Regions from separate parts of the Homo sapiens genome. Here region 2 is linked to region 1. A link is a loop called in an ENCODE intact Hi-C map of the cell type or tissue named here. Cell type or tissue: PC-9. All regions are shown on one strand. Each heading gives the region's core, and the rest is flanking DNA. Links, peaks and the distances in the headings are about the cores only.

Evidence for each region. Hi-C counts contacts between places; a loop is a spot of excess contacts. Peaks named below come from ENCODE experiments on the same cell type or tissue, not always from the same donor. Only the 100,000 strongest peaks of a DNase experiment are listed, where the experiment ranks them.
Region 2: it touches region 1 in a loop (5-fold over the local background); 2 of 110 quality-filtered maps call a loop at or near these places.

What each region holds. Positions count from the first base shown.
Region 1 is chr15:80,172,196-80,174,855 of GRCh38, forward strand. It overlaps FAH (fumarylacetoacetate hydrolase), which reads left to right. Exons shown (of 14, transcript NM_000137.4): 8 at 1-53; 9 at 819-949. Among named protein-coding and RNA genes, the nearest start is that of FAH, 21 kb to the left of the region's middle. In PC-9, for the core only: a CTCF peak has its summit at 1,326; a DNase peak (open chromatin) is centred at 1,286.
Region 2 is chr15:79,582,074-79,599,311 of GRCh38, forward strand. No RefSeq gene overlaps it. Among named protein-coding and RNA genes, the nearest start is that of TRC-GCA5-1, 150 kb to the right of the region's middle. In PC-9, for the core only: CTCF peaks have their summits at 14,128 (motif pointing left) and 14,327; a DNase peak (open chromatin) is centred at 14,168; H3K27me3 peaks cover 342 bases.

The DNA.
Region 1 (2,660 bases), core at 1-2,500:
TTCCAAGGCCCATGAGCACATTTTTGGAATGGTCCTTATGAACGACTGGAGTGGTAATTACTGGAGCTCTGCTCCTGTAGAGATGACGGGGAGGAGGCTGGGGACTTGGGGCAATTTCATAGAAGCTGAAGATCTGGTGCAGGTCAAAAGTGGCAGGTGATGCAGTGACTGAGAGTGGGGGTCTGGGTATCAAACAGACTTTCAGCTCTAAGAACTCGGGCCACTCACTTAACTCCTCTGAGCTCCAATTTTCTCGAGTGGCTAGGGACACGGCTGACATCATAACTAATATTTACTGAGCACTTATGTGTCAGGCCCTGTGCTTAACACCCTTCGTATATTCTCCCGCTGATCCCTACACGGTATGTGCAATATTATCTTCCCATTTTACAGATGAGGAACTGAGGCACAGGGAGATTTCAGTTAGTTGCTGAACTAAGATTTGAAGCAAAACAGTCCAGCTTCTGAGCCTGAGCTCTCAACCCTTTGCCATACGTGGGAGGAAGATGGCACCATAAGCCCCAGAAAGTGTCTCTCTCATAGTTTGAGAATGAGCTTCCAGCCCCTTCCTGGGAGATATCCTGACCACCGTTTGGTCATCCTTCTCTTTGCTGTAACCTGGCACAGTGCCCTCAAAGGACCTCTGTCCTTGGCATTGAATGCTCTTGCCCCTTTGTCCTGGGGCAGCCTGACTGGGGCTGATCTTTGTGGAGATGGCAGTGCTAGGTGTCTCTGCTCCTTGGTCAAGGGCAGGAGGGGGTCGTTGGGAGATGCCCTGATCAGCCTTTGTAAGTCCTGGCTGTGCCCTTCTTCTGCAGCACGAGACATTCAGAAGTGGGAGTATGTCCCTCTCGGGCCATTCCTTGGGAAGAGTTTTGGGACCACTGTCTCTCCGTGGGTGGTGCCCATGGATGCTCTCATGCCCTTTGCTGTGCCCAACCCGAAGCAGGTAAGCACATTCTCTGCAGGAAGCTCCCAAACCCAGCCCTGCTGCCTCTGAGGCTGCTTGCCCACTGAGTGGACATGCCAGGCATGCAGACCATCAGGAGGGAAGCTCTGTGCCCACGGCATGCCCACAGCAGAGTGCCTGGGAGTTCCTGGCCACGATTACTTCCAGGCAGCCAGGGCATCATTCTCCCTTGTGGTTTCCCTGGCCCTGGCACAGTTCTTGGAGAAAACACAGAATTTTGTAACCTTAAGAATCTTGCAAGACCCGGGGGATCTGGCCAGTTGGCAGGAGGAGTCCCTGCAGGTACCAACATTGCACAACCTCCCAGGTGGCCATCAAATCTTGTTCTGTGCAAATGGCGCCACCTGGACCCCAACTCATAGAATGCAGCTTGGAGCCCAGCAACAGGGAGTCCCTGCAGCCTCTGGTTCCCGGCACCGCTTGGTCTACCACTGGGTCTAGGCCTTGACCCCTGGTTCCAGTCCTCCCTTCTCAGCCTGTTGCAATCTGCCCCACTCCATCACTGGCAACACCTGGCCAGAGTCACCTGTGACCCGATAGTCAGTGTCATGACCTTGTGTCCCCTTCAGCATGGACTTCCTGTGGCCCCTCACTCTTGTTGGCATTCCCTCACCCCTTGGTTTCTGGCATGTGACCTGTCCTCGTTCTCCAGTGTCTCTGAGTCCTCACGATGCCCCTCTCCAATTCTGACCTCCCTGTGGGGATCCAGGCTGAGCTCCCAGCCATTTGCACATCCTCGCTTGAGCATCTCACCACGCATTTGCTGGGGGCCTCTACCAACACCCGGTGCTGGTCCTGCACCCACACTGCTCTCCCATGCTCCTCTGCCTCTGGGGTCATCTCATGTTTGCTGTGCTACAAACAACCCTGAGGTCTTTCCTTGCAAGCCAGTTCTAGTGAAGTCCTGTGGGGCTTTCACCCTCATCCCTTGCTCTCTCCTCGCTGCTCCCTACCACAGCACCCCCTGCCCACCCTGGTCATTTTCAGTCGCCAGGACTTGACTTTCTCTCTAGCTGGCAGCGGCCTTGTCTAGTCTCCCTAGGGCTGCAAGGCCACAGCCTCTCTTTGCTTGTCCTCCAGTCATCTGCCTTCTTCCGGGTCGGTCATCACAGGGTTTTGCCTGCCTTCCTCTGTGCCAGCCCTTCCCCAACACCATTTAGGTACAACACTACTATTCCCCCTCTGAACTATTATTTACTTAATGTTTTCCTTCAGAGTGGCTCCCAGTTTAAACTTAATATATTAAGAAGGGAACTTTATATTCCTACTGGCATCACTAGCTACACTGTTTCATAACCATTAGTATCACCAAAAACGATCTCATGTCCCGTGGGTGACTCATGTACCATGCTTTGGAAAACACTGCTTTTGGCCGGAGTGCAGGCGTTCTGGCCCAGCCATCCAAGCTGCCTCCCTAGCTGGCTCCAGCACCAGCCAGGGCTGTCTACTTCTGTTGTGACCCCTCTGCCTTCCAGGGGCCCTGCAATGCGCTTTCAGGCCCAGCCTTTCCTCACAGGCCAGGCTTTGTTCTCCATCTCGGCCTGTCTGCTGCCCACCTTCCCTTTCTCTCCCCTCCTGTGGCTTTCAGGAACATCTCTGGTTTGGCTCCTGTGACCTTTGACCTGCTGATGCCCCTTCCTTGGCTGCATTTCCTAGAGACCCACAGTATGATCCCCCCTACTGCTATCCA
Region 2 (17,238 bases), core at 12,833-15,332, 580 kb before region 1:
CTCATCAGCAGAGTACAAGGGCTCCAATTTCTCCACATCCTTACCAACACTTGTGATTTTCTGGCTTTTATCATCCTAATGGGTATGAGGTGATATCTTATTGTGGTTTTGATTTGCATTTCCCTAATTATTAGTGACATTGAGTATCTTTTCATATTCATATTTCATCTTTTCACTTTTTGGCCATTTGTATATCACCTTTGGAGGAATATTCATTCAAGTTCTTTACCCATTTTTAAATTGGGTTGTTTTCTATCATTGAGTTGTAAAACTTCTTTACATATCAACTGGATGTTAGCCCCTAATCAGATTTATGATTTGCAAATACTTTCTCCCATTCCATAGGTTGCCTTTTCACTCTGTCGATTATATCCTTTGATGCACAGAATTTTAAAATTTTGATTTAGCACAATTTATCTTTTTACTTTTGTTGCCTGTGCTTCTAGTGTTGTATCAAGAAATCATTTCCAAATCCAATATCATTAAACTCGTCCTCTGCATTTTCTTCTGAGAACTATAGAGTTTTATCTCTTACGGTTAGGCCATTGCTCAATTTTTATTAATAGTTAATTTTTATATAGTGTAAGGTAAGGATCCAACTTCATTTTTTTGCATGTGGATATCCAGTTTTCCCAGCACCATTTGTTGCAGAGACTGCTTTTTCTCTGTTAAGTAAAAAAAAATTGGCAAATATACAAGAGTTTATTTCTGAGCTCTCTGTTCTGTTTCATTTGTCTAAACATCTGTCTTTATGCCAGTACCTCATTGTCTCAATTACTGTTGCTTTGTGGTATGTTTTGAAACCAGAAATTGTGAGGCCTCCAACTTTGTTCTTTTTCAAAATTGTTTTGGCTATTTGAGGTCCCTTGAGATTCTGTATGAATTTCAGCATTTTTTTCCCTTTGTGAAAAAAAAAATGCCATTAGGATTTTGATAGAGATTGGATTAAATATGTAGATGGCTTTGGGTAATATGGACATTTTAATGACATTGAGTCTTCCAGTCCATTAGCATGAGATGTCTTTTAATTTATTTGTATCTTCCTTGATTTGTTTCTTAGCAGTGTTTTGTAGTTTTCAGTACAAAGGTCTTTCATCACCTTGATTAGGTTATTCCTGATGCTATACTGAGTATGATTGTTTTCATATTTTCCTCTCTGGACTGATAATTGTTAGTGTATGGAATTGCAACTAATTTTTGTGTGTTGATATTGTATCCTGAAACTTTGCTAAAATTGTTTATTAGTTGTTAACAATTTTTGTAGATTCTTTATAGAGTTTTCTGCATATACAACTATGTCATCTGCAAACATAGATAATTTTTCTTCTTTTCAAATTTGGATGGCTTTTATTTCCGTTTCTTGTTGATTATGTCATCTGCAAACCTAGATAATTTTACTTCTTTTCAAATTTGGATGGCTTTTGTCTCTGTTTCTTGTTTATACACTCTGCTTAGGATTTCCAGTACTCTATTGAATAGTAGTGGTGAGAGTGGGCATCCTTGCCTTGTTCCTGGTCTTCTAAGAAACATTTTAAATTCTTCACCTTGAGTATGTTAACTGTGGGCTTTTCATATATGACTTTCATCATGCTGAGCTAGTTTCCTTTTGTTGTTGGTTTGTTGAGTGTTTTTCTGATGAAAGGGTGTTTTGTCAAATTTTTTTTCGACATCAGTTGAGATGATCTTGTGGTTTTTTTTCCCTTCATTCTGTTAATTAGGTGCATTACTTGATTGATTTTTCTATGTTGAACCACTCTTTCATTCCATGATCAAATCCCACTTGGTCATGGTGTGTAATCATTCTAACGTGTCAAATTCTGTTTGCTGGTATTTTGTTGAGGGTTTTTACATCACTATTCATCAGGGAGATTGGTCTGCGGTTTTATTTTCTTGTAGTCTCTGTCTGGCTTTGGTATCAGAATAATCCTAGCCTTGTAGAATGAGCTTGAAAACGTTCTCTTCAATTTTTGGAAGAGTTTGTGGAGAATTGGTTTTAATTCTTTTCATGTTTGGTAAAAATCTCCAGTGATGCCACCTGGTCCTGAGCTATTCTTTTTTGGAAAGTTTTTTATTACTGACTCAATCTCTTTACTACTTATAGTTCTGTTCAGATTTTCCATTTCTTCATGATTCAGTCTTGATAGGTGTGTGTTTCTAGAAATTTATTCATTTGATTTAGGTTATGCAATTTTTTGGCAAACAGTTGTTCATAGTATTCTCTTATATTCCTTTTATTTCCGTGAAACTGGTTGTAATGTCCCGTTTTATTTCTGATTTTAGTTATTAGAATCTTCCATCTTTTTTCCTTAATCTAGCTAATGATTTGTCAATTTTGTTGATCTTTTTAAAAAATCAACTCTTGGTTTTGAGGATTTTCTCTACTGTTTGTGTAGTGTCTAATTTGTTTATCTTTGCTTTATTTTAAATTATTTCCTTCTCTATTCCAGCTTTCGGTTTAGTTTGTTTTCCTTTTCCTAGTTTTTTAGGGTGTAAAATTAGGTTGTTGATTTGAGATTTTCTTTTTCTTTTTTAATGTAAGTGTTTACACTGATGAATTTCCCCTTGGCCACTTTTTACTGCATTCTATAAGTTTTGGTATGTTGTGTTTTTGTTTTCATTTGTATCAAGATATTTTTAGATTTTCCTTGCAATTTCCTCTTTGACACACCAGTTGTTTCGAAAGATAACTTTTGTAACATTTGCATCCACATTGACAAAAGTTGTTCAATGTTTTCTAGAATAGTTTGTATTTGAAGTAAAAGCATATCTGTTCCCAAACTACATCTGTTCAGTTTAAATAAACTCACTAACTCTTGTTTTAACACACTATTGTTAGCATGTAATTCAAAGAGGGTACTGCATAAATTAAAAGCCAATTATAAATTTATTAATATTAATAAAATATTCTTACAATTTATCTTGTAGTTTTGCAGCCAATTTATATAATGCTGGCATGTGTATTGATACATGTTAGAAAAATGTGTAAAATTATTATTATTGGTTTGTATTGTAAAAAGTTTCTATTTCAACATGAATCCCCATATCTCTCTAATTTGTATAGATTTTCCTTTCTTTGGAACTTCAAATTTATCTCATTTATATATAGTGTGATATCAGTGAAAAAGTATAAATTACTGCCATTTTTGTCTTTGATTATTAAATATTTAGAAAGCACTCCTTCTGTTTTAAGAAAATCTTGAATTGGAGTTAAATATTTGTAAATTCTGCCATGTTTTAACCAACGAAAATTGGCAAAAAATAAACTATCATTAAATTCATTTCCATTTGTTACAGCAGTTTTAAAAAATAGTGATAATTCATAGCATTCACAATGCTTTTGGCAACCGTATGCATGATACTTTTTATAGAGTCTGCATCAGGAAACCAGGCGCAAATATTTGCAATAACATGTCATACATTATAATGAAGCAGTACCGAAAACATGGTCTCATTTTGAAATTTCAATGCATTTTTATTTTACGTAGCTAGAGCAACTTATGTCTATGTAAAATTCTTTGACAAATTAAAATGCTCAAATATATCTATGCCACAAGTTTGATATTTTAGGCCATGTATTGACCTTTCTTTATAAATTTGGAAGTTCTTTGAGATCAAACTCACACAAAGTATTAATTGGATAATATCTCCTATTGCACAATTCACCTAAAGCTAAAAAAAAAAACTTGCAATTTTCAAGCTTTGATTCAATTGATCTTTGCTATTATTATAAAAGCCTTGTGTCCTATGGAAAATTGGTAGCTTAATTGAAAATCTTTCGCTTTTTGTAAAGAAATCATTTTCAGTCTTTTTTCATAATTTTCTACCAATATTACCATAACAATAAGCAATAATTTATTTCACTATCTCTCCATCCAAAAATGGCTTTAGTTGTCATGGAAGAATCCAAGACATTTTATAGGTGGCCAAAGTTATAAACTCAAATGCTATAACTCAAGTAATTTGTACAATACAATCAAGCATGTTACAAGATTGTATCCATGCAGAGAAAACAGCTTAGTCAAACTGAATCAGCTCATTGATACTGACTAGATAAATGATGGGTTTAAGTGATTGATACTGACTAGGTCAATTTGTGTGGTTTGTGTTTATATTGGAAATAAGGCATGTACTCAACATGCCCACTGTAATAAAAAATAGTGTCTTACATAATATAGTCACTAATATGAAATGTAATCCTATTAAAACAATAAAATTGTGTTTAATAAAAAAATTATACTGGTTTAAAGCTAAGTTTAAATTAATCAAAATTAAGTAAAATAAAAAATTTGGTTCATCAGATGTACTAGCTATGTTTCAAGTGCTCAGTAATCACATGTAGCTAGTGGCTACCACACTATATACCACAATTTTATATTATTTTAGTTCCAGCTTGGTTTTGGCCTTCCAAAAATTTGTCTTTATTGTTAAGATTGTTTTGACAATAAATGGTTGTTTACATTTACTATTACTTATTTGCTTACTACAGCTTCTTGTATTCCAAACATTCTTTTATATCCAGTGTGTTTCTTACTGAATTATATTATATTATTATCAGTTGTTGCAGTAATTATCTATAAGTAATGAACTCTTATTCTGTGCCTGGAAGTTTTTTCTTATCCTCTCTCTCTAAAATAATAGTTTACCTAGGTTAGTTATTTTTCCTCAGTACTTTGAAGCTAATATTTAATCTTTTGGTCTTTAATATTGCTGAAAAAACAGTCATTCTAATTACATCAGTGTAATTGGAATTACATTCTAATTTACTTTGCTTTGTTTCATTTTATGATTTTTAAAAAAGATGTTGTCTTTGTTGTTATTACTCTGTCATCTCATTATGCTATGTCTACTTATGAAATTAGTCTTGCTCTATACTCAATATACTTCCTCAATTAACAGAATTATGGCCTTAACAATACTGGAAACTTCTCACCTACTATTTTTCAAATATGCCCTCTACTCTGCCCTCCCTTCCTGAAACTCCTGTTAGATACATGTAAATCTTCTCCTTCTTTCACATCTGATATTTTCCATTTCTAAATCCTGTGTTATACTGTGGGTGGGTTACTCAGCTCTACCTTCCAGTTTACTAATTCTCTTTAAATATGTTTAAACTGCTATTTAACCCATTCACTGTGTTTTTCATTTTAAATACTGTATTTTGTAATCTAAGTAGTTTCTATTTATATATACATATATGTATTTATTCTTTTATGTATTGCTCAGTTTTTTCATTACTTCAACCGTTTTAAACAAATTCTTTTTGTGGTCCCAAATGGTTTTAATATTTCTGTTTGTGTGTGAATTCTCTTATTTATTGTATCTGCTTTACCTCATGGTGGTTCAATTCCTTGTGTGGTTTGTAATTTATTATTGTGAATACATATTAATTAGATTTTTTTTTTCTGAGAAGTCCCACATGCCATAGTTTTTTAAAGTATCTCACAGAGATACTTTGCTGAAGTCCCAAGAATTCTATTGATCCTTTATGTCTGCAATTTGCACACTTGGTGGCTAGTAAAAACTCACAGCCTACATCATGTAAGGCATAGGCTTGGAGCTTCAGTTTCTACCCAGAGCCTCAGATATGCAGCAAGCTGCCTCCCACTTACCTGGGTTAGTGGGGAACTTCTGTAGCCTCTTTTCATAGGTGTATGTTTCAAATGGCATATCATGTTCAAAGTCGTCATACAATTCACTGCCTCACATATGTTCAAACCACAGGTTTTGCCCCAGTATAAGTATTGGAACTCCTATCCACTAGCATCTATATCTTGTTTCCATACCTGTTTGGGCTTCCATTTCATCTGTTTAAAAAACCTTTGTGTTATTTCTAACACCTAGGGATTTCAGTCCTTTCTTTAAAAAGTTTGGTTATGTAGTTCAGAAAAATGTTATCTTATAAATCAAACCAGTGTCTGTGTGTTGTAGAAGGATAGTACACATCCAGATAGCCAGCCTTTCCCTTGGATTTTTCCCCAGCAACATTTGAATTACACGTGAAAGGACCATAAAGAGAAACAGCATTTATCCAGCCAAGGAAAAAGAAAGTTCATTTAAAATGGAAAAATACTACTCAAGTTATTTCTTCCCAGAGCAAAAATGACCTTTCAGATCTCCTGTTCTCTCTACACTAAACCCAGATGTGGATGGAACCTGTTAACTGCCAGTTGTTCTCATGAACAAAACCATTAAGGCACTCCTTACCTGTTCTGCCTGCTCCAAAAGACCAGAGGAAACTTGCCTGCATTCTTAGACAGAAGAAGAAGAAACCAAGGAGAGTGATTTCTTTCTGAAACTCAGAAGCCCTCCTACATATAAACCCCTGCTTCTCTTATTCCTAGGGCCAAACTCCTGAGGGAAATGATAGCCTGAAGAAAGAGAGAGTGATGTGAGAGTCAGTTTCAAGAAGGAGTTGATGCATGAGGACTCTCAGGGATGCTTCTGTTTGTTCTTTTAAGACTGCAGTGAGGTGGATGGATGGCCTGGCCTGTTGGCAAGGGCAGAAATCGATTACACCTCTTGTATAAGCAGAGTCCAAACACACACAGCAGCTGCTTCCCCGTCTGGTTCTGGGACATACTTTTGCCCTAAGATTTTAGTTGCCTCCTTTTGTGTTATCCACAGCGCGTTAAGATAAAGGAACAGAGAAGAATCCATTTGCTCCTTTAGGAAATAGAGCTTGATAAAAACCTCTATCACCAGTTTGTGTACTTATTCAGACTTATCTGTCAGGGTTCTTTAGCTTCAAGTAACAGAAACGCATTCAAACTTAAAAGAGTGAAGGCATTTTTTACAGGGATGCTGGCAGTCTAACTTTCCTGTATCAATCTTCAGTTCCCAGGTGAGAGTCTAATTGGCATCACTTGGGTCACACAACTAGCTCTTGGTGATGGTTGGGGCGTGGGGTAAAGAGATGGGGCATCATAAGGGACAGAATCAACAGTTTCACAAAGGAAGCAGAATTGACATGGGAGTGCAACAATAAACAAATGTCCAAGTCCTCATGGGAACCAGTTACAGCTGCTAGGGCTGGAGCTTCAATACTTCCACTGAGACAAGAAAATGTGCTTAAGTAACTTAGCTCAAGTCCCGGGAAACAGTAGATACTCAAAAAATTTTTAGTTCTCTTCTACTCTTTCTTAATCTGATACCTTCCCAACTTCTCTCATCTTTTCAAATATAATAACTTGTAACCTAGATGCATAATGAAATAGAATGCTAAATTTAATTTGGAGTTTAGTGACAATAGAGATATAATTGTTTCCCAACTAAGTTTACAGATCCCTTGAGTTCTGTCCACAGATTTTCAGGTTATATTATCATGTGCTCATTCATTCATCAGTTATTCATTGAGCAACTTAGCTTCAGGTGCTGTGCATAGTGCAATGACCAGCTGCACACTGAGTAAGTCATGGCCCTGACCCTGAGGAGCAGAGAACCTGGAATGGAAGAGTGTCAGAGGTAGAAGAGACCTCAGAAACCATCAAATCAGACTTCCTCTTTTTCTTTTTTATTTTATTTTATTTTATTTCTTTTGAGACAGAGTCTTGCTCTGTTGCCTAGGCTGGAGTGCAGTGGTGTGATCTCGACTCACTGCAACCTCCTCTTCCCAGGTTCAAGTGATCCTCCTGCCTCAGCCTCCCAAGTAGCTGGGACTACAGGTGTGTGCCACCACACACAACTAATTTTTGTATTTTTAGTAGAGGTGGGGTTTCAACATATTGCCCAGGCTGGTCTCGAACTCCTGACTTCAAGTGATCCTCCTCGGCCTCCCAAAGTGCTGGGATTACAGGTGTGAACCAATGCCCCAGCCAGACTTTCTCTTTTTCAAATGGGAAAAAAAAAAAAACTAAGACCCAGAAGTCACTGGCCCACGGTCAAGAGGACAATGAGTGATGTATCCCAGAGTTGGACCCAGGTTTTGTAACTCAAAGAGATACCATACGTAAAGCACCCAATGCTGCACCTGATATGGAAGATATTTCAGGACGCGGAGGCTCCTTCTCTTCTTCCCAACTCAGAAATAAGAGATTACAAACTAACATGCCCATAGGAACCAGACAAATAAAATAAATGAGTAAACGGAGGCAAGTATTAAAAAATAATCACAGTGAAAGAAGGATGGGTAATGATAACTGATCTTTGGTTCAGTGCTACGGACATAAAAGGAAGTTGTAGGGATTGTGGCGCATTGGCCCTCCCACCCCGATCTGCATATATGACTGGCCTTTACTCAGCTCCAGCTGTTGTTGCCCTGCTGTGATGGAAGCCCAGTGGCACAGAAGCTCGAGTTTTTCAAAAGAAGTTGAAATTTGAATAATTACATGAAACCCTCACATTTTAAAAAAGTTGACTCTAATTATTTTTAACTGTAGCTTTCAAACGTATTTTGAATTCATTCCAAGATAGGGGCTCCCTAATTTATAAACTTCCAGGAGTTCCATGATTATAACCTGGAACTCGATGGACAGAATTCAAGGGATCTGTAAACTTAGTTGGAAAATAAATATATCTTTATTTTCACTAACATTCAACTTAAATTTAGCGTTTCATTTCATTATGAATATAGCCTACAAATCATATTATCAATATCTGTAACTTTTGTCCCCCAGGAGAAATCACAGATATTTCTTCAGGCAGTTCAGTTGTTGCAGACATTTAGAAATATAATTTACACTTGCTGAAATTAGGGTGGTTATTAAATCCCTCACTGGATCTCAATCTTCCTGCCTAGAGAAGGCTGTGCAATATGGCTGAGCAATTATTAAGCAGCTCCACACGTGGCAGAAGTTCAGCCACCAAACTGTGAGGTCAGGTAACTTGGTCACTCTCACAGGGTGACCCAGACACCTCTGTTGCCTTCCAGTATTCCCTATCTCCCATTGCCCATTGATTCATACAGAAAAGAAATGAGTCAAAAACCACTCCAAGTTTATGGCTCAGCTCAAGTTAAGCCACAGCCAATTTTACATTGTCTTTAAAAAATAAAACTTAACTTTCACTCCCTTCTATTTTACATGTATATTCTTCTTTTTAATGGATTAATAGACATACAAATGACTAATCACATATTCTTCATATTATTTTTAGTATTTCTGTAATTATCTTTTAATTTGGTTCACTTTGTAGTTTCTTGTATTTTGCTTTCTGCATTTAAAAACTTTATTCCACTAAATGCAATATGGAATCCTGGATCGGATCCACACTGGAACATTCAGAAATGGAAAAGGATTGGTGGAAAACTGATAAGATGTGGGTAAAGTCTGGAGTCTAGTTCTTAGTAATGTAACAATGTTAATTTCTTAGTTTTGATAAATACGCTATGGTTATGTAAAGTGTTAACACAGTAGGGGAAGCTGGTGAAGAGTACACATGAACTTTTTAACTATTTTTGCAACTCTTGTAAATCAAAAATTATTTCAAAGTAAGAAGTTTTAAAAACACACACCCCTTTCCAAGAAGGGGTCTATAGACTTCATGAGACTCCCAGAGAAGCCCATGGCATAGAAAAATTTAAAAATCTGTGCAAGTTAAGATAGTCTTTTGGAGAGACAGGGCTGTGTTGATGGAAATCTGGTCCAAGCTAGAGAGGCAGGCACCTGTTCAAGCCCAGCCAGATCTCAGCAGGGAGAAATGGACCCTACTTCTTTCAGTGTAACATCCAGGACCTTAATCAGGCTCACTAATTACCTTTCAATCAGGACCTGGACTCAATTCCATCAGTCTCCAGAACACACACCAAATTCCAGCTGTTATGAACTACTACGTCCCTCTCACTTTTGTGTCTTTGCTTCTCTGACTTCTTTTCTGGGTCAACTCATGCTCATATTTTTCCCAGACTCAGTTCAGCTACCTACCTAGGGAATGTTCCACGTTCTTGCCTGCTTCCAAATTGGGACACATACCTTCCTTGAGGATCCCAAAGAACCCTGAGCTCACTCATCATGCCTATTGTATTATTCTTTCCTCGCTATTTCTCTCACTGGGCTGTGGGCTCCTGTAGGGCAAGCACTGTCTCCTGCTTGTCTCTGTATTCCAGGAATAGACACAGGCCCTGAGATGAAGTAAGCACTCGGTAATTGCTTATTGAATGAGTGGGACGGGCAATGGCTCTGTGTGGAGAGAGAAATAAAGAAATGACAACTTGAAGCACAATAACAGTCCTATAGGGGCTTCCTGAGACCCAGAACTCGTCTTTGATTTGAGTCCAGGCCTGGGAGCTTCTAAATGTCGCTCCCAGGACCCCAGCAACATCAGAGGTGGTGTTATTAACCTTAGCAAGACCGCTAAACCCTGGAACCATCCACTGAGATCCAGGTATGTTCCCCGGACTAGCAATCTCCTGGTCACAGAACTGCTGGAGCTTAGGAAGTAGAAGGAAGGTCTTCCTCCCCTAGCCCAACCAAGAAGAATGAGAGGGCCTCCTTCATCTCAGCTTCACAGAATCTATATCTCCAGCTCTTATGTACACACCACTCCACCATCACCCCACAAGGTTTCCAGTCCTGGCCCGTTACTTGTGTGCCTATTAGCTCCTAAATATTTTCCCTCTGTGGCTTCTGAGGGCCTCCAGAAGGGGTATAGCTTCTTGGCAAAGAAAACAGGTTTTGCGCTCCAAAGAACATGGATTTGAAACTTGGCTCCATCCCTTGCCAGCACTATGCACTCAAGCAAGGTGCTTACTCTCTCTATGCCTCAGCTTCTCTATCTGTAGGGCAGGAGTAGGTATGGGATTGGGTTGAGCCTAAGTGAGACACTACACATAAAGGGCTTAGCATACCCAAAGAGAGTGCCCAATAAATGGTGGTTGCAACAACAACAAAAATCATTCTTTGCTAGCAGTAAGAACAGAGTCTAATAGGAAGACAGAAAAATTAAAAAACAGAACAATTATCATGCAGTATGGTAAGTGGTAGAATAGAAATAGAAAGAAGCTCTGGGAGCCATGGTAACCCAAACAGAATTGGTGATATCTACCTGTAATGTAAAAGCTGTGTCAGGCAAGTGTCAGGAGTGGGGTTGGGGCTGCACGTTGATAATCTAGAGACAGAAGCAAAGCCTTTATGGAAAATTACAACAGTTCAATAGAGTCAAGAGAGGGCCAGAGCAGTGGGTACTGCCTGAAACATGAAGCCAGAGGCCAGAATGCTTAGTTTTGGTCTTCCCTAACCTGCTGGGATTTGCTCCAGCTGCAGGACTAGGCTTCTGCCTCAGTGCCCTGACTGCACTGCAGCTCCACCGTGTGTTGAATTTGCCAGAGACCATCTTGCAATTTCTTCTTTAGAGCCTACAGTAGGTAATTTTCAGAGGAGTCTTCTTTCCTCTTTGTCTGTCTGGTGCTGTTCTCCATCTTTTATTTTGCAAGATTTTTGTTAGAACCCCTTTCCCACCCCTGCTCTTCTTCACTCTTCCTTAACCAGGCAAGATATGTTTAAAGAAGGGAATTGTCAAAAGACAAGGTGAGCAGATTGCTCTTGACCTGACTTTCTGTCTCCTTGTGAAATAACCAAATACTTTTCTCTGATTACAGCAGAACGTAAATTGACATGCACACATCCCAGTGTAGTTCCCAATTCCAGGCGACTTCCACCTACTGGAAGTACTTTGAAATTACTGTTCCCAGCATACATTACTTTCAGAGGGTTCTGGGTCTTTCAGGAATTGCACCTTCTGGAATTCACGGGTCACTTCCTTTTCTACTTACCTTGGAGCTGTTTTGGGGGAGTTTGCAATCAATAAGGAAAAATAGTGGGTGGCCCATCAGAAAACAACAGCCAGGCAATTTCATATATCAGGCTAACAGATCAGCAATTTTCTAGGTCGCACATCCTTGGTCTCTGAATCAAGGGACAGATAAAGGAGGCAGCTATGAACCATTTTGCCAGCAGTATTCAGGTGGCCTTGGTACCCAACTCCTTTCCAGCCTGCAGAGCAGAATGAGTAGAAATGTTCCCAATCCACCAGGTATGACAATCCCCCCAGAGGCAGCATAGAAAGGGGCCACGTGGATGAGAATAAAAGATGCCTTTGCTCTGACCTGTGTGGATTCATCATCAAGAACCTTGTCCACCTCCCAACAGCTACATACATGCAAAAGCCTTGACACCCCAACTGACGGAAGTTAAGTTTCCTCTGCTCTCGTACCACATGAGCTAAAATAGAACTAAGTTGGATCATGAACACAAAGGTGCATTTCTTGCACACCTGAGTTTGCAGTGTGAGATTTATTGACTCTATGCTGCTTACCAGCTAGACTGGGACACCTAACATAGGGGTCTACGTCTCATTCTCCTTTATGTCTCTGGTGTTTCTCATAATATTAGGCACATATAAGTGCTCAATGGATGTGTATTAAATAATCATTTTAAATTTTAAAATATTCTCAAGTATCTTAGCATATTTAATTGACATTCTCAACTCACCATCTGACTGGGAACTCCTCAAGAATAAATCCTGTGCTTTTGCCTCTGTATTTCTGATGTTGTGCTCAAGTCTGGGAACATGGGAAACAGACACTCAGATGCTAGCTGATCAAAGTAATGGGCAAATAAGCGAATGAGATAGTGTACTGGGCTAAGAGAGGGAACGGTCTGCCAGAGAGTTGAGTTTGAAACCCATTTCTGAAACTTACTGGTTGCGTGATGTAGGTGAGTTACATAAGCCTGATTTCCTCATCCGTAAAGTGGAGATAATAATATCTATTACACAAAAATGTTTTGAAAGTAAAGTTTAAAACGACAGCATTTGTGAAAGAACTTTGCAAGTCAAGGCATGCAGAAGGCATTTTAAAAATATGAAAAACAAACCATCAAAAATCTTACTCATTGATTACTTACGAATATGCCTTTTGAAACATTCATTTTTCCCAGATACAAAACAAGAATAATAGTCCCTGTCTCTGTAGAATGAGATCAGCTTGGGATTTCTTAAATGTGCATACAGTAAAACTGTAATCTTTGTTTAAAAAAAAGCAAAATAAATTCTTATTATCCCCCAATATTAATACTAACATTAAGGTTTCTCTAATGGTATTCCATAATATTATCTTTTATACAGAAACCCAAAGTCGGCATCTAAAATGTTTATTTAAAAAATTGAAAATGTTAAGACCTGTAGCAAGCACATTATCATTAGATTTTCTGACATTTTGATTAATAAAATATCACCAGTCTGCTCAGATACATACTATAAATCATCTTCCAGACACCTGGACAGGCAGCATCCCTGACAGCTGTTCCCACAGCCAGGAGTGGTGTCAGAGTTGGTGGGTGCCTCACCTCGGAAGCTATGACACATATAAACACATTGAAAAATGCAATAATTAGAAGCAGTGCAGTCAGGTTGCAAAATGGCAGGACGAGGGGTCTCCTTGAAGGCCCCTCTGTGCTTCCCAGGAGGAGTCAAGTGCATTCGGCGACATTTGAGGTGACACCGGCCAGGTCGAGAATTGCACAGATGGCTTCCCAGACTGTGTGCTTCCTTTTCTCCACTGCAGCCTCCAGGGGAGGATTGATTACTTTGTTCAAAAGGCAGAATCAGCAGATGTTATTGATATGGAACTCTATGGGACTGGAATTCTGTACTATGGATAGCACATGAGGCTTTTTTTTTTTTTTTTAAGCCAAAGCAGCATTAGTGGAGGCTTTAAAAATAAGCCACAGTTCCCGTTTTAATGGATTCAGTGTTAGGTCATGTGCACAATCTGTTATTTAAAATGTGCATTTACAGGCCGCTGTTGAAAATACCTGCTTTTAAAATGCCTTGGGCTTCAGACTTGCTACGTAGGGCAAGACTCTGTCACAAGAGTTGTCTCTTTCATCAGCGTCTGTCTTTCCTGCTCAACTGGAGACACTGAACTCCCTACCACAGACATCTTTTCTGGGACAAGTATATTTGTCTCCTTTTTGTCTCTGATGATGAAGGAGAAAGAGTGTAAGAATATGAGACACTGGCCAATGACAGTAAAACGATCTAAAAAGAAATAAGCCAAGAAATTACAGTTTAAACCTCTTTCTTGTGCACACTCTGCCTCCTAAGAGTGCGATCCAATCACATGACCTCTCTGCCCCATCAGCTTTACTCCCCCGGTCCACCCTGTGAGGTTCTTCAGCTCCCCCTAGAGGCTGGAGTATGTTATGAGCAGGAACCACAGCTTCACCTGTGGGTAGGAGCCCATGGTCCACCCTGTGAGGTTCTTGAGCTCCTCCTAGAGGCTGGAGTATGTTATGATCAGGAACCACAGCTTCACCTAGACTTCTGTGGCCAAAGATTTAGTATCCAGGAAGAGCATCAGACACTCCTATGTCCATCGGGTCAGAGTCTTTCCTTGACCTTCTCCTTCTTTTCTGCATCCAACAAAGTTGATGCTTCAATTCTCTTTCCTGGCATTCTTGGCTCATATCTGTTAGGCTGGGTATGGGGGAAAGATGCTAGACCCTGAGTCCAGTAGTTCCAACAGCTAGGTCCTGCTCTGAGTTGCTCACTCACTCAGAAACAAAATTTTCATGATCAAACTGCACCTTCTGTCCTTATGCCCCACTCATCAGAGCAGCCCTCCGGTGCCAGCCAGAACTAAGTCTAAATCAAGCCCTAATTATTATCTAATAAGCCTTGATCTCCCTCCCAGGGTCCCTTGCAGTAGGCACCATACTCCCAGGCCACAGTCCTGCCTGACCCCCACTCATCATCCCTTTCTATTGTTAGCTTTGGCTGCTGAGGTATCCATCCACCCAGGTGTCAAGATGACCAAAGACCCTCATTCAACAGATACTCACTCAACCCCTACCACAAGCCAGGACCTGTGCCCAGCATCCAGTCCCCAAAAGGAACATGATTCCTAGCCCCCACAAGCTCACAGTCTGGTACAGGTGAGGCACCGGTGAGTATTTTCTGTGAAGGGAGTTAAGTGCCAGCTCTGTTAGAGGGTAGCAGGAGGTCCTATGGGAGTATCACTGGAGGCTGACCAGCAGGACTGGGTTTCCCAAGAGGCAGACTGGGCAGACAGGCAAGGCAAGAACATAAAAGAATGGAGGAAAAAAATAAAAGAATATCGATCTATCCAAAAAGAAGCCTTGAATTATCATTATGGGAAAATCAGAATTTTTTGGACATTCTTACATAGATTTCATGGTTCGGTAGCATTTTAATTATATATGGCACAGGAGTATTAGCATAGCTCTTCTTGCTAGGCCTCTGAAGGTTGAATCTATCTCTTCCAGAAGGGTTCGAGAAAAGCTTCCTTGACCACCACTTTCTGGAGTCATTTTGAAGGAGGGACTTCCTCTTCTGCTTTATACCATGTTTTATTTCTATCTTGCTTTACAGGAAAAATAAGCTGGTTGGCTGGGTAGGTTTGGATGTCTCTAGGTGCAGTTAGGGATAATGAGTAATATATTTTCTTACCAAATAAATAACCACATTTCACACCACTCTGGGGAGGGGCCATTTGCTGGTGCCAGTGGCTGGCTCTTTATCTACAGAAGAAATCGATGGCCCTCAGCCTCATTTTAATGCTAAAGACATGAGACATCAGTGGAAAATGAAGATGTGGGTATTGTATTTGCAACCTGAATTCGTATTCTAGGAAGAGAAGCTTGAGATAGTGAACAAACAACCAAAAAATAGTTTTATGTAATTACTGTCCCTAAACGAATCTTCCAATCTGCGTTACAGCTGAGATTCTAAGAGGCACCATGCCCCTGGGATGGGATGTTAAAATGTCTCCTTTCTCTGGCCTGCTGCCTTGCCACTAGCTGCACCCTTGATATGGGGTTTAAAAGGACCCCTCCAGCCCTGACTGCCCCTACATATCACTCTGTACCATACAGAACCTTCATTTGGGTTGTTTCTATTCACAGAACTTTCCTATCTCTGCACTTTCCTTCTCTCCATTGCCTATAGTGATTTGTCATTTGCAATTTGTACATTTCAGATGGCAAGCTTGCAGAAGGCAGGAACATCTTACACCTTTTTTTGTTACCCATTTCCTACCAAGGGTTGGGCTCAGCACGTGGTACAGAGAGGGCACTTCATGAATGTTTGTTGAATTGAATTGAGTGCCATAAATTATAAAATAGATTCATGAAGATTCAGTTCCTGGATTTAAATATATCAGAAAGATTTCCTCAGAATTAACACAATTTAGCAATTTTACCAGCCTAAATCTGCCACAGTGAACCCTCCCAGAAGAATTGGAGCAAGCTAAAAATAGTGCATGAGTTTGGGAGCTTTTTAAGGAAAATAGATGTGTCATATTTGTTAGCAATGCTCATGAATGGTGGGCATATATCTGAGTAAGTGGCAAACAGAGAGTCTTCCTGTTTAAAGGGGTTTAAAGGGGTCTCAATTTGGGTCAATTTGTGGCAAATATTCAAATTCTCTAGGCTCAGTGAAAACAGCATCCCTTTCCCCATGTAAAATGCAAAACACCAGATTTTATAAAATGAAAGTCAGGCATCTGAAAGACAAATGGAAGCCTCCAAGGAAGTCGTTGATGTAATAACACCGTGCCATATTAGAGAAGCCAACAAGTGTCATTTGCTGAGCTCCTAGTAAGTGTCAGCATGAAGTCTACAAAGGTAATTGAGACATGGTTCCTGATCTCCAGGGACTCAAAGTCTAGTTGGGGACAAAAATGAGTAATGTGGAAGGATCACTTGAGGCCAGGAGTTCAAGGCTGCAATGTGCTATGATCACACCTGTGAACAGTCACTGCATGCCAGCCTGGCCAACACAGTGAGATACTATCTCTAAAATAAATAAAGCTATGTGGTCATTATTGTGTAGAGTTAGCAGCAAGGACAAGTACAGAGGAAGGACAGCTAGACCTGACCAGGGTTAGATAGCCACCAGCAAGGACTTACTAGAGCCTTGAGCTGCATTTTGAGAGACAGGAAGGAATCAGATGGATGAATAAAGAGTCCAAGGATGAATGAAGAGCAGTGAGACCTCGTGTGGGAGGAAACCGCATGTAATTCAGTGTAGCTGCAGCATCTATGTGAAGAGAGGAGAGGCTGGAGGGGTCCTCAGGCTGTGACATGGGACCCATAGACACCATGCTAAGGACTGTGAGCATCAGTGTAGACCAGAGACAACATGGAGTTGTGGAAGGGTCTCAAGCAATGGAGACTTCCTCTGCATGACACAGGTATGGCAAATAGATTTGAGAAGGGTGAGTCTAGAGTCAGGACAATCACTTAGAAAGCCACCATATTTGTTCAGGTGAGATTCCTGCCCCCC